3 separate regions of the Homo sapiens genome follow, and all the other regions are linked to region 1. Evidence: read pairs that join two places in POLR2A ChIA-PET (ENCODE). Cell type or tissue: PC-9. All regions are shown on one strand.

Region 1 (4,000 bases):
GGCGCAATCTTGGCTCACTGCAACCTCCACCTCCTGGGTTCAAGTGATTCTCCTGCCTCAGCCTTCTGAGTAGCTGGAGTTACAGGTGCCGCCCCACCACACCCGGCTAATTTTTGTATTTTTAGTAGGGATGAGGTTTCACCATGTTGGACAGGCTGGTCTCGAACTTCTGACCTTAGGTGATCTGCCCACCTCGGCCTCCCCAAGTGCTGGGATTACAGGAGTGAGCCACTGTGCCCGGCTGACTGTAAGTTTTCTGAGCCCTCCCCAGCAGCCAAGCAGATGCCACCATCATGCTTCCTGTATAGCCTGTAGAAATGTGAGTCAATTAAACTTCTTTTCTTTATAAATTACGCAGCCTCAGGCATTTCTTTATAGCAATGTGAGAACAGCCTAATGCAGTGGGCAAAAGAGGCATGAAACAGTTTTGAGGGGCCTTATTACAATCATATGAAGTAGGTACTATTTATTATCCTCATTTTGCAGATGATGAAATTAAGGCCTAAAAGAAGTTTGGCATTATTAGGGTGCAAGAATAGGGGCAGATGGCTGCAGAAATGCATGTAAAACCTTAACACTAAGCTAACTGGCTTGAATTGTATCTGCAGTGCTCTCTGAGGGATTTTAAATGGGGGGTAACATGATTAGATCTTTCCATAATATAAAAGATAGTGGGAGTGTCCAAGGTTGAAATCAGAGGGCCCTATTTGGAAGCTACTAGGGTAACTCAGGTGAGAAATCATGAGAGCATGAAGCAGAACTTGGTGACAATTTGGATAAGGAGGGTAAGGGAAAAAGAGAAATACAAGACCCAGTACCAGGATTCTGAATCCTGCAGTGAGGTGAATGACAGAGCCAATTACCAAAAAATATAGGAGAAAGAGGAGTAGGGAGCTCAGGGGACAAGTTTTTGGTGTCACAGTAACCACAACTTCCATCCATCTATTTCTGTAGCACCAAGCACTGCTATTACTCCAATGCCCAGGCAACAAATGGAACATTGCAGGGATCCTAGAGGACCTGGAAGACAAAGTGTGACTTACTCAGGAGCAGAACAAAGTGTATGCCCACAAACACCAGAAAGGAAACTGGCTTTTTGGACTGCTGCAGTTATCTTGGAACATGTAGGATCACAGAAGCTATTAACTCCATGGCATTCTACTTTCAGCCACCCTTATCAATTCATTCAGATTTAATGTACCTACAATACACACACTGCACCATAAAACCAAAACGGGGAGGTCACAGTATGATGGGAGAACCAGCTTTCTGCTGACAGGGGCTGGCTCCAATGCTGGCTTGGTGGGAAGAATACAGAGAACCTGTCTCAAAAACTCTATGGAAGAAGAGACAGCCTGGCCTCCCAACCTATATCTTTCTTCCATGCTGGATGCTTCCTGCCCTCGAACATCGGACTCCAGGTTCTTCAGTTTTGGGACTCTGACTGGCTCTCCTTGCTCCTCAGCTTGCAGACAGCCTATTGTGGGACCTTGTGATCGTTCTTAATTATTGTAGGAACATAATACGTGTTGGATTGGGCAGAGTGATTCCTCCAACTTTCTTCAAAATCGTATTAGCTGAGCATGTGGAGGCTTGTATTGTGAATTTTAGTTCAAGATTGACTGCAAGAACCAGCAATCCCAAGAGGACCCACAGACCCTCTGAAGGAAGCGGACTACTCCTGCAGGACCGGGAGACATCCCAAATACTGTGAGTGCCCCAACTGTGGAATTGGGAAAGAAAGACCCTCCTCTCCTGAACACACACCCCTACTGGAGAAGCTGGTCTGTCTGCAGGAGAAATTTCTGACTTTACCTGGAGCTGAGTCAAGTTAGAGAGCTAAGCTGAGCGAAATACAGGGTAAGGGAAGCAGCAGAAAGGCCCTGGGAGCTCACTGGGTCCCCAAGCAGCCCATACCTGCCTGGCACCACAGGGATTCATCAGGAGGGTGGCCAAAGGAGCAGGGGGTAAAATTCCACAGGGAGAAGAAATTCTGCGGCTGAACTTTGTAACAGTTTGAACTGGGGAGAAGCTTCCTGGCCAGAACTCGGGGAGGGCATGAACCCGGCTTGCAGACTTCACAGGTCGGGGAAGAACTAAAGCCCTTTTCTTTTGCAGCTGGGAGGTGGAAAGCCTCAGACAAGTTTTCAAGCCCGTCTTGCCCTCCACCTGGAAACAGACACGGGGATGTTGGAAGGGCATGGTGGGAGTGAGACCGGCCCTTCGGTTTGCATGGGAGCTGGGTGAGGCCTGTGACTGCCGGCTTTCCCCAACTTCCCTGACAACCTGTATGACTCAGCAGAGGCAGCCATAATTCTTCTAGGTACACAACTCCAGTGACCCGGGAATCTCACTGCCATCCCCCACAGAAGCTGCAGCAAGATCCCCCCAAGGAGAGTCTGAGCTCAGATGTGCCTAGCCCCAGCCCCAGGTGATGGTCCTTCCCTATCCACCCTGGTAGCAGAAGACAAAGGGCATATAATCTTGGGAGTTCTAGGGCCCCGCCCACCACCGGTCCCTCACCATACTGCTACAGCTGATGCTTTCTGGAAAGTGCCACCTCTTGGCAGGAGGCCAACCAGCACAAAAGTAGAGCATTAAACCAAAGCTAAGAACCCTCACAGAGTCCACTGCACCCTCTGCCACCTCCACCAGAAAAGGCACTGGTATTCATGGCTGGGAGACCCATAGACAGCTCACATCACAGGACTCTGTGCAGACAACTCCTAGTACCAACCCAGAGCTGGGCAGACTCACTGGGTGGCTAGACCCAGAAGAGAGAAAACAATCACTGTAGTTCAGCTCACAGGAAGCCACATCCACAGGAAAAGGGGGAGAGTACTACATCAGCAGAACACCCTGTGGAACACAAAAATCTGAACAACAGCCTTCAGCCCTAGACCTTCCCTTTGACAGAGTCTACCTACCCAAATGAGAAGGAACCAGAAAACCTACCCAGGTAATATGACAAAACAAGGCTTGTCGACACCCCCCAAAAATCACACTAGTTCACCAGCAATGGATTCAAACCAAGAAGAAATCCCTGATTTATCTGAAAAAGAATTCAGGAGGTTAGCTATTAAGGCAATCAGGGAGATACCAGAGAAAGGCAAAGCCCAATGCAAGGAAATCCAAAAAATGATACAAGAAGTGAAGGGAGGGCCAGGTGTGGTGACTCACGCCTGTAATCCCAGCACTTTGCGAGGCCAAGGTGGGCAGATCACAAGGTCAAGAGATTGAGACCATCCTGGCCAACATGGTGAAACCCCATCTCTACTAAAAATACAAAAATTAGCTGGGCATGGTGGCACACGCCTGTAGTTCCAGCTACTCGGGAGGCTGAGGCAGGAGAATTGCTTGAAGCTGGGAGGTGGAGGTTGCAGTGAGCCAAGATTGTGCCACTGCACTCCAGCCTGGGCGACAGAGTGAGTCAAAAAAAAAAAAAAAAGAAGGGAGAAATATTCAAGGAAATAGCTTAAAGAAAAAACAATAAAAAATTCAGGAAATTTTGGACACACTTTTAGAAATGCAAATTAACCTAATCCAACAAAGAGAAAGAAAAAGAACAAGAAAATATGAACAAAGCCTCCAAGAAGTCTGGGATTTTGTTAAACTACCAAACCTAAGAATAATTGGTCTTCCTGAGGAAGAGGACAATTCTAAAAGCTTGGAAAACATATTTGGGGGAATAATCGAGGAAAACTTCCCTGGTCTTGCTAGAGATCTAGACATGCAAATACAAGAAGCACAAAGAGCACCTGGGAAATTCATCACAAAAAGATCTGCACCCAGACACATTGTCATCAGGTTATCCAAAGCTAAGACAAAGGAAAGAATCTTAAGAGCTGTGAGAAAGAAGCACCAGGCAACCTATAAAGGAAAATCTATCAGCTTAACAGCAGATTTCTCAGCAGAAACCCTACAAGCCAGAAGGGATTGGGGCCCTATCTTCAGCCTCCTCAAACAAAACAATTATCAGCCAAGAATTCTGTATCCAGTG
Region 2 (4,000 bases), 57 kb after region 1:
GCAAATTGCAATGGGAAGGGGAGAAGGAAAAAGATATATATATATATCTTTACACTCACCAGACTGTGGAGGATTCACCACCAGACTGGGAAACAACAGCCTGGGCTCCAGAGTTGGACACTCACCACCAGACTGGGAAGTAACAGCCTGGGCTCCAGAGTCCACCACTCATCCGTGCACAGATGAGGAGCGGCCTCATGAAGCTTCGGTGCGGTCTGGGACCCTATCTCTTTTTGTAACGAGTTGTTTGGCATGAGGTCCAGTCAGGAGGGCCCTTCGCAACTGGGCTCAAGGAACACAAAAAGGTCAACCTGTTTTTGTGATTGTCTGTTGTTTTTCAATAACTAATGTACAGGAATAGATTGAAATAGAGATTTTTCTGAAACAGCGCTGGATGAATGCCTCAAGGGGCTCAAACAACCTGTTCCAGGACTTGGTGACTATTGTTTGTGTTCATGTTTAATTGAGTTCAAATTTAATATTTAACTTTTCCTCCACAATGGGTGAGTTTGTATTACTATGTTTTACTGTCTCATGAATAAAATCCTAAAATAAAAGCCACAAAATCTTTGTGTTTAGGTGTGCCTACACATATGTACATTTATTATTTTCTGTGTTGTATCTATATGGTAAAACCTGATGTAGTCAGTAGAATTCCCTTAAGAAATTCTATTCAGATTGGCTAGATAAGTGAATGCTCATATAAATTGTTAAAATATATAGTAACTAACCCAAATGCATTTTAGTTCATGTGACTTAAATAAATCTTTGATAAATATGCTAGTTTTAATTCTGTTGATAAAATAAAAATAGAAATGTCTTCAGAATTGTCAGCATATATTTTTGACTGAGTTTACCGATTAGACAGTTTTATATTTGTCTCTGCTAAATGTTTTAAGGGGTCAGGATTTGACACAAAGTTTATAAAACTGTATATCTAGTCTAAAAATAAAATGATCTTTGTGTAACTTTAATAAGTAAGACAAATTTAATAATGTTAATTTAATAAAACAGCTATTATCAGCAAAATTTTTGTTATCTTGTTCTCAGCAAAATACCCATATGTTTATCTGTAAGATTCTTACTTAGGTGAATACCTGAAATTCACATACTGTAAGAATAGTTAATGACAACAACAAAAGCTTGAAATGATGACTAGCTTTGTCTAATAGCTCAGTTTTCATAAGTAATCTAGGTATAATTGTTAACAATAAATTAGGTAAACATAATGGGATAAATATTTTTAAATAAATTTTTCATGTAATTTAAAATCTGAAAGTTATGTTACATTAAATTAAGTAATACATACTCATTAAATGTCTGGGTCATTTCCAGATAAGATAAAATACTAAAACACAAATTGTTGAACATAAATATAAGTTTGTTCTTGGCTTTTTTTCTTTTGAGACAAGGTCTGGCTCTGTCACCCAGGCTGGAGTGCAGTGGCGCTATCTCAGCTCACTGCACCCTCTACCTTCTGGGCTCAAACAGTCCTCCCACCTCAGCCTCCCAAGTAGCTGGGACTGCAGGTACTTGTCACCATGCCCAGCTAATTTTTTGTATTTTTAGTGGAGATGGGGTTTCACCATGTCACCCAGGCTGGTCTCAAACTCCTGAGCTCAAGTGATCCGCCCACCTTGGCCTCCCAAAGTGCTGGAAATACAAGCATGAGCCACCGTGCTCGGCTGGCTTTTTAAATTTAATAAAAAGACTAGACTAAATATATTTGGGCTTATTAATATATAGAAAAACATGTTTCTAAAAATTATTAAATGGTTCTTGTCTATAAAATGTATGTGACAGTTCAAAATGTCTTGCTTCCTAGGTTTTTGCTAGACATTAATGTTATTAAGAGTTGATAATTCTGGCCAGATGCTGTGGCCCATGCCTGTACCTGCACTTTGGGAGCCTGATGCGAGAGGATTACTTGCACCTAGGAGTTCAAGACCAGGCTGGGCAACATAGGGAGATCCTGTCTGTATAAATAATTAAAAAATTAGCCAGGCGTGGTGCCACATGCTGGTGGTCTCAGTTACTCAGTGGAGGCTGAGGCAGGAGGACTGTCTGAGCCCAGGAGGTCGAGGTTGCAGTGAACTGTGATTATACCACTGCACTGCAGCTTGGGTGACAGAGTAAAACCCTGTCTCAAAAAACAAAAACAAAAATAAAAATAAAAAACCAATTCAAATACATATATATATATATATATGTTAACAATTTTTTTATTAAAAAATACTTAGAAGTATAAAAATGTGTTGTTTATTAAAAAGTAATTTTGTCTAAATTCAGACCTTATTTAAGAGTGTTTCAAAAAGTAAGTTTAAAAAAGCAACAAAAACAAGATAAAAAGAAGCCAGTAAGTATGAGAGACAGAGATGTGAAAAAAAGTTATAAGTATGAAGATGTATTTTTGGTGAAGAAGGTTAAAAATAAAAGAGAATAATTTTGTATGAGAAAGAATCAAGTGTGGTAAAATTTTGTCCTAAAGTAAAATGATTGGTTATTTAAAAAAGAGGAAGTATAGGACAAAACTAATGGTCTTAGTATGTTGTGGAAGGTCTGAGTAAGTCGTGGAAGTAAAGGATGAATTTATGAAAGAAATTTTGTATGTGATAAAGATGGCTATAATTAAAAGGTAATTATTTATAAGTCTTTCTAAAGATTGAGCTTTTTTTTTTTTGAGACAGAATCTTGCTCTGTCGCCCAGGCTGGAGTGCAGTGGCATAATCTTGGCTCACTATAACATCTGCCTCCCAGGTTCAAGCGATTCTCATGCCTCAGCCTCCCAAACAGCTAGAACTACAGGCATATGCCACCACACCCAGTTAATTTTTGTATTTTTAGTAAAGATGGGGTTTCACTGTGTTGGCCAGGCTGGTCTCGAACTCCTGACCCTAGGTGATCCACCCACTTCGGCCTCCTAAAGTGCTGAGATTACAGGTGTGAACCACTGCACCCAGCCTGATTTTAAAAATACATATAAATACACTGATACAAAACTAAAATTTGGTCCCCTATGTTAAAACATCAAGGTTTTCTTGAAGTATTAATCTGCTCTTAGTAATATTTGCAAGAGGTTTTAATTTAATTCTGAAATCTGTTTTTTTAAAAAAATTTTCAGCCATCGTCTGAACTTTACAGCAATATTTTCTTTAATAGAACTTGATTCTGTACTCTTGGCTTTTCTCTTGTGTCTGAATTATTCCTTGTGACCAGGTAATTTTCCATGCTTTTACTAAGAATCATGTATTCCCACACTCAATGTACTAGTATTCTTGTTTGCATTCATCTGTAATATGGTGCTCACTCATAACCTTGGACACACACTCTTCCTATGTCTGATTAAATTAAAACACCTTTTCATCAGGCTTGACTTCCAGGTTATCTAAATGAGCTTCCCAGAAGGAGAAGCAATCACATTGTAGGAGGTTTTTCTTTACCTTTTTGGTAACTGGCCCAAGAAACAAAGATTTTGTGTTTTATCAAGATAATTCCCTCTGTTTCATGTTGCTTTTATTATTACTTTTTATTACTTAGGAGAACTGTGGTTAGAAAGAGTTTTTTCGGCATCCATGTAAATTTATGTATTGCTTTTGAAGTCCTTTGATTATCACTCTGGTTAAATAAATGACTAATATTTTGTAGTAATCTGTGATCCTGTTTTGATAAGGTATTTTAAACCTTTTGGCATCTTTGGCAGGCTTCCCCAGGATCAAGTTCTAAATTAAGTCTTTCTTGATCTCAAACTAATGTTGGGATGTTTCAGAGGGCCCTGGAACATCTCAAAAGTTTATAAAAGAGAAGTATTAAACGAAATCAGGCTTATTTGAGATGTTGAATTATGTGGAAAACATTGTCAAATAATAAGTGATGCTAGATTCTTCTTTCAGTTACACTTATGGGTATGTTATTGATATGAATGTTCAAAAATTGTATAAAATTCTTAAACATTTAATATGTCCTCAGTCATAATTCTGGTTATTATGTATGTATGTCACAA
Region 3 (4,000 bases), 130 kb after region 1:
GATATGACACCAAAGCCACAGGAAATGTAAGAAAAAAACATATAAATTGGACTTCATCACAACGAAAAACTTTTGTGCATCAAAGGACACTATGAATAGAGTGAAAAGGCGACCCACAGAATGGTAGAAAATATTTGCAAATCACATATCTAATAAGGGCTTAATACCCAGAATATAAAAAGAACTCCTACAACTCAACAAAAACCAAACAACCCAATACAAAATGGGCAAAAGAATCAAATAGACATTTTTCCAAAGAAGATATACAAATGGCCAATAAGCACATTGAAAAGATGCTTAACATCACCAATCTTTAGGAAAATGTGAAAGGAAACCAAAATGAGATACTATTTCACATTCATTAGGATGGCTATTATTTTAAAAAGAAGAAAATAGCAAGTGTTGGTGAGTATGTGGAGACTTTGGAAACCTTGTAAGCATTGCTGGTGGGAATATAAAGTGGTGCTGCCACTGTGGAAAGATGTATGGTGGTTCCTCAAAAACTAAAAATAGAATTACCATATGATCCAGCAATTCTATTTCTGGGTTGTATTCCCGGAGACTTAAATCATTATTTATACACCTGCATTCATTGTAGCACTATGCACAATAACAAAAGGTGGAAGCAACCCAAGTGTCCATCAATAGATGAATGGATAAACAAAATGTGGCACACACACACACATACACACAAATATACACACAATGGACTATTATTCAGCCCTGAAATGGAAGGAAATTTTGACATATGCAACAACATAAATGAATCTTGAAGACATTATGCTAAGTGAAATAAGTCAGACACAAAAAGACAAATGTTGTATAATTCCACTGACAGGAGGTACCTAGAGTAGTCAGATGAATAGAGACAGAAAGTAGAATGATGGTGACCAGGAGGTAGGTGAGGGGAGAGAGGGAAGTTATTGTTTAATGGATGCAGACTTTCAGTTTGGGAAGATGGAAACGTTATGGAGGTATTGGTGGTGATGTTTATACAATGTGAATATACTTAATGCTACTAAAATGTACACTTAAAAAATGGTAACAGTGTTAAATTTTTATGTTCTGTATATTTAACCATAATAAAAAAATTTAAAATTTTCAATAACTCAAGAAAATACACACACAAAAAAAGTCTACCTGAATTAGTGTTGTCACTTTACTCTGTGTTCCCCTTGGTGGCAGGAGTAGCCATGCGGTAGAAGAATACCAATCTCAGCTTTCTGCAGTGTGCTGGATATTCTGTTTGCTCCTCCAGCTCCACTTTTGGTGCTTCTCTGCCCAGCTCAGACTTCCAGTAGGGTGGACCAACAGGAGGCACTTGCAGGCGATCAGAAGGTGGGAAGAGAGAGAAATCAATATTTATTCCCCGGGGTCCCTCCTGCCAGGCTGTGGTTTGACAGTGGCTGTATTTCTACATCTAAGGCCACAGCATCCGTGAGTGGCCCCTCTTCCTGGGCTATATGGCTCTTGAATTCCAATAATTTCTCCCTTGCCAGTCAGGCTGAGAGGTGGGAACAGCATCCTAATTTTGCTAGTCCTGGTGCTTTGCCATCTCTTGTTATTTATCTTATCTCTTACATCTTCATAAATAGTGCATTCCTTAAATTCTCTTCAGTGACCCGTTTGAGTGTGCATGTGTTTCCTGTGGGAACCCAGACTGATATACATGGTATGTCCCACATCTGGTATAGCATTCTCTTATCGCTTATTCATGTATCATATATTTTTTTCATTCAACAATTTTTTTTTGCTACTATATGCTGGGTACCACATTAAGTCCTAGCAATACAAAGATGCCTTTAATTAGGTCTCTGTTCTTGAGCTCAAAGTCAAGTTAGAAAAGACAGACAAGTAAGAACACTGTAAGTAGAGTGGCAAGTGCTATGATAGAGGCAAGAATGGAGTGCTCTGGAGCATAGAATAAGAGCATTAAAATCAGCTTTGGATAGGGGTCTTAGGAAAGGCCTTCTTGGGGAGATGATACTTACACTGCTCTACAGGGCAAGTAGAAACAGGTGGAAAGGCGGCCAAGGCCTTTCAGGGCAGCAAGAAGAGCGTGTGTCAAAGCAAAGAGGCACATCACTGTGACATCAGTTCTAGCCTTGGTTGGCAAGGTGGGCAGGGAGCAGACCACAAAGGCTCTTGAGTGCTCCAGGGAATCCTGTATATTCAGAAGGTCCAATGCCTGGTTTTACACATGGGAGCGATACCAGAACATTTGCCTTTAAAAACTCTCTTTGATCACACGGTGGAGAAAGGGATGGAAGAGGTCCAACTGGACAGGGAGAAGCTTAAGAGAGTTTATTGCAAAATGGTAGAGGTCCTCTTTTCTAAAGGGTAGGGACCTGTAGTTGGTTTGGCTAACTTAAAAAAATTGGTGAAAATGGATATTTATAAAAAGGATATTTAAAATATTTGCTTTAACTTAAAACATGTATATTTATCAAAATTTTGCTATATTATCTTTCTTGCATAAATCACACTCACAGTGGATTTTAGTACAATTGTAGCTACCTCTCAGATGTGTCCCTTAATTCATTAGTGGCACAAGAAGGAAAAAATCAGTAGTCATTAAGTCTCCATATTATTCCTTTAGCAGGTGCACCCTGTATTTTTTTTTAAAAAGTGTCACTATCCCCAAAAAACAGTGAGCTAGGGAAGAGATGGAAAAATATCAGGCACCCTACTGGTCTATTTGCTACTTTACCAAGAAATCGGGCCGGGCACGGTGGCTCATGCCTGTAATTCCAGAACTTTGGGAGGCCAAGAAGGGCGGATCACGAGGTCAAGAGTTCGAGACCAGCCTGGGCAACAAGGTGAAACCCCGTCTCTATTAAGAATACAAAAATTAGTCGGGCATGGTGGCGCATGCCTGTAATCCCAGCTACTCGGGAGGCTGAGGCAGGAGAAATGCTTGAATCCGGGAGGCAGAGGTTGCAGTGACCTGAGATTATACCACTGCACTCCAGCCTGGGTGACAGAGCGAGACTCCATCTCGGAAAAAAAAAAAAAAAAAAAAAAAGAAAGAAATCACTGGCCATGGCTTTAAGACACCAGGCTAAAGGGAACTAACCAGAAAGCCTTTGCTTGCTTGGGCCCTTAGGTTTTGATAAGTAAGATCTAATTGGTACCAAGCTTCTAACTCAAGATTCAGATCAACAAACCCCTATGGAGTACTTCCTATAAGCAAAGTGAGTGGTAGAGAGAGACACTAGCAGGAAGGGTTGGTTTGGGGAGGAGATAATGAGCCCAGTGAGGGCATTTTGTATTGGTCTTGTTGGTAATGCCCAGTGGGCATTCACAATTTGAGTTTGGAGAGAAGATCTAGCTTGAGAAGTAGAGAGAGAGAGAGAAAGAGAGAGATGAGGGCCGGGGAATGTGCCCACATTAGGGAGATGGGGTGGTGTGACGGTTAATATTAGGTGTCAACTTGATTGGATTGAAGGATGCCGAGATAGCTGGTAAAGTATTGTTTCTGGATGTGACCATGAGGGTGTTGCCAGAGGACATTCACATTTGAGTCAGTAGACTGGGAGAGGAAGACCCACCCTCAGTGTTGGTTGGCATCATCCAATCGGCTGCCAGCGTGGCTAGAACAAAGCAGGCCGAAGAAGCTGGCTTGCTGAGTCTTCTGGCTTTCATCTTTCTCCATGCTGGATGCTTCCTTCCATTCCTCCTGCCTTTGGGCATCAGACTTTTTTCTCTCATGACTCATATCCAACCAAATCCCCAAGCCCATTTGATGCTCCACCCAAATATCCCTTGAATCCATCCCCAACCACCCACTGTCCAGGCCACCACCTCCTCTGATCTGGATACTGCGGCAGTTTCCTGATGTTCGTATTCTTTTCGCTTTGCCCCCCCGGCACAGTGTCTGGAACATTATAGAGACTCAAATATGCATTGCATGATGCAATCGTCAGGAAGGATGAACAAAGCCTGCTGGGCCAGTGACTAGTAGGGGAGAAGTTTCAGTAGAATGCTGAGGGCAAGTGTT

What was found. ChIA-PET counts read pairs that join two places held together with the same protein. Peaks named below come from ENCODE experiments on the same cell type or tissue, not always from the same donor. Only the 100,000 strongest peaks of a DNase experiment are listed, where the experiment ranks them.
Region 2: POLR2A ChIA-PET joins it to region 1 with 5 read pairs; 12 of 35 experiments call an interaction of 5 or more read pairs at or near these places.
Region 3: POLR2A ChIA-PET joins it to region 1 with 7 read pairs; 12 of 35 experiments call an interaction of 5 or more read pairs at or near these places.

Annotation. Positions count from the first base shown.
Region 1 is chr1:151,896,051-151,900,050 of GRCh38, forward strand. The region is part of intron 1 of THEM4 (thioesterase superfamily member 4); the gene reads right to left. Among named protein-coding and RNA genes, the nearest start is that of THEM4, 11 kb to the right of the region's middle. RefSeq lists an enhancer at 1,669-2,868. In PC-9, no CTCF peak of the experiment used is centred here; DNase peaks (open chromatin) are centred at 1,991 and 2,301; H3K4me3 peaks cover 1,436 bases; H3K27ac peaks cover 3,001 bases.
Region 2 is chr1:151,953,420-151,957,419 of GRCh38, forward strand. It overlaps LOC124904421 (a long non-coding RNA gene), which reads right to left and starts at 217. Exons shown (of 3, transcript XR_007066624.1): 1 at 60-217. In PC-9, no CTCF peak of the experiment used is centred here; no DNase peak of the experiment used is centred here.
Region 3 is chr1:152,025,500-152,029,499 of GRCh38, forward strand. LOC105371442 (a long non-coding RNA gene) reads right to left here and starts at 2,089. Exons shown (of 3, transcript XR_001738235.2): 1 at 1,992-2,089; 2 at 1,141-1,320. In PC-9, no CTCF peak of the experiment used is centred here; DNase peaks (open chromatin) are centred at 1,632 and 3,882; H3K4me3 peaks cover 34 bases; H3K27ac peaks cover 1,934 bases.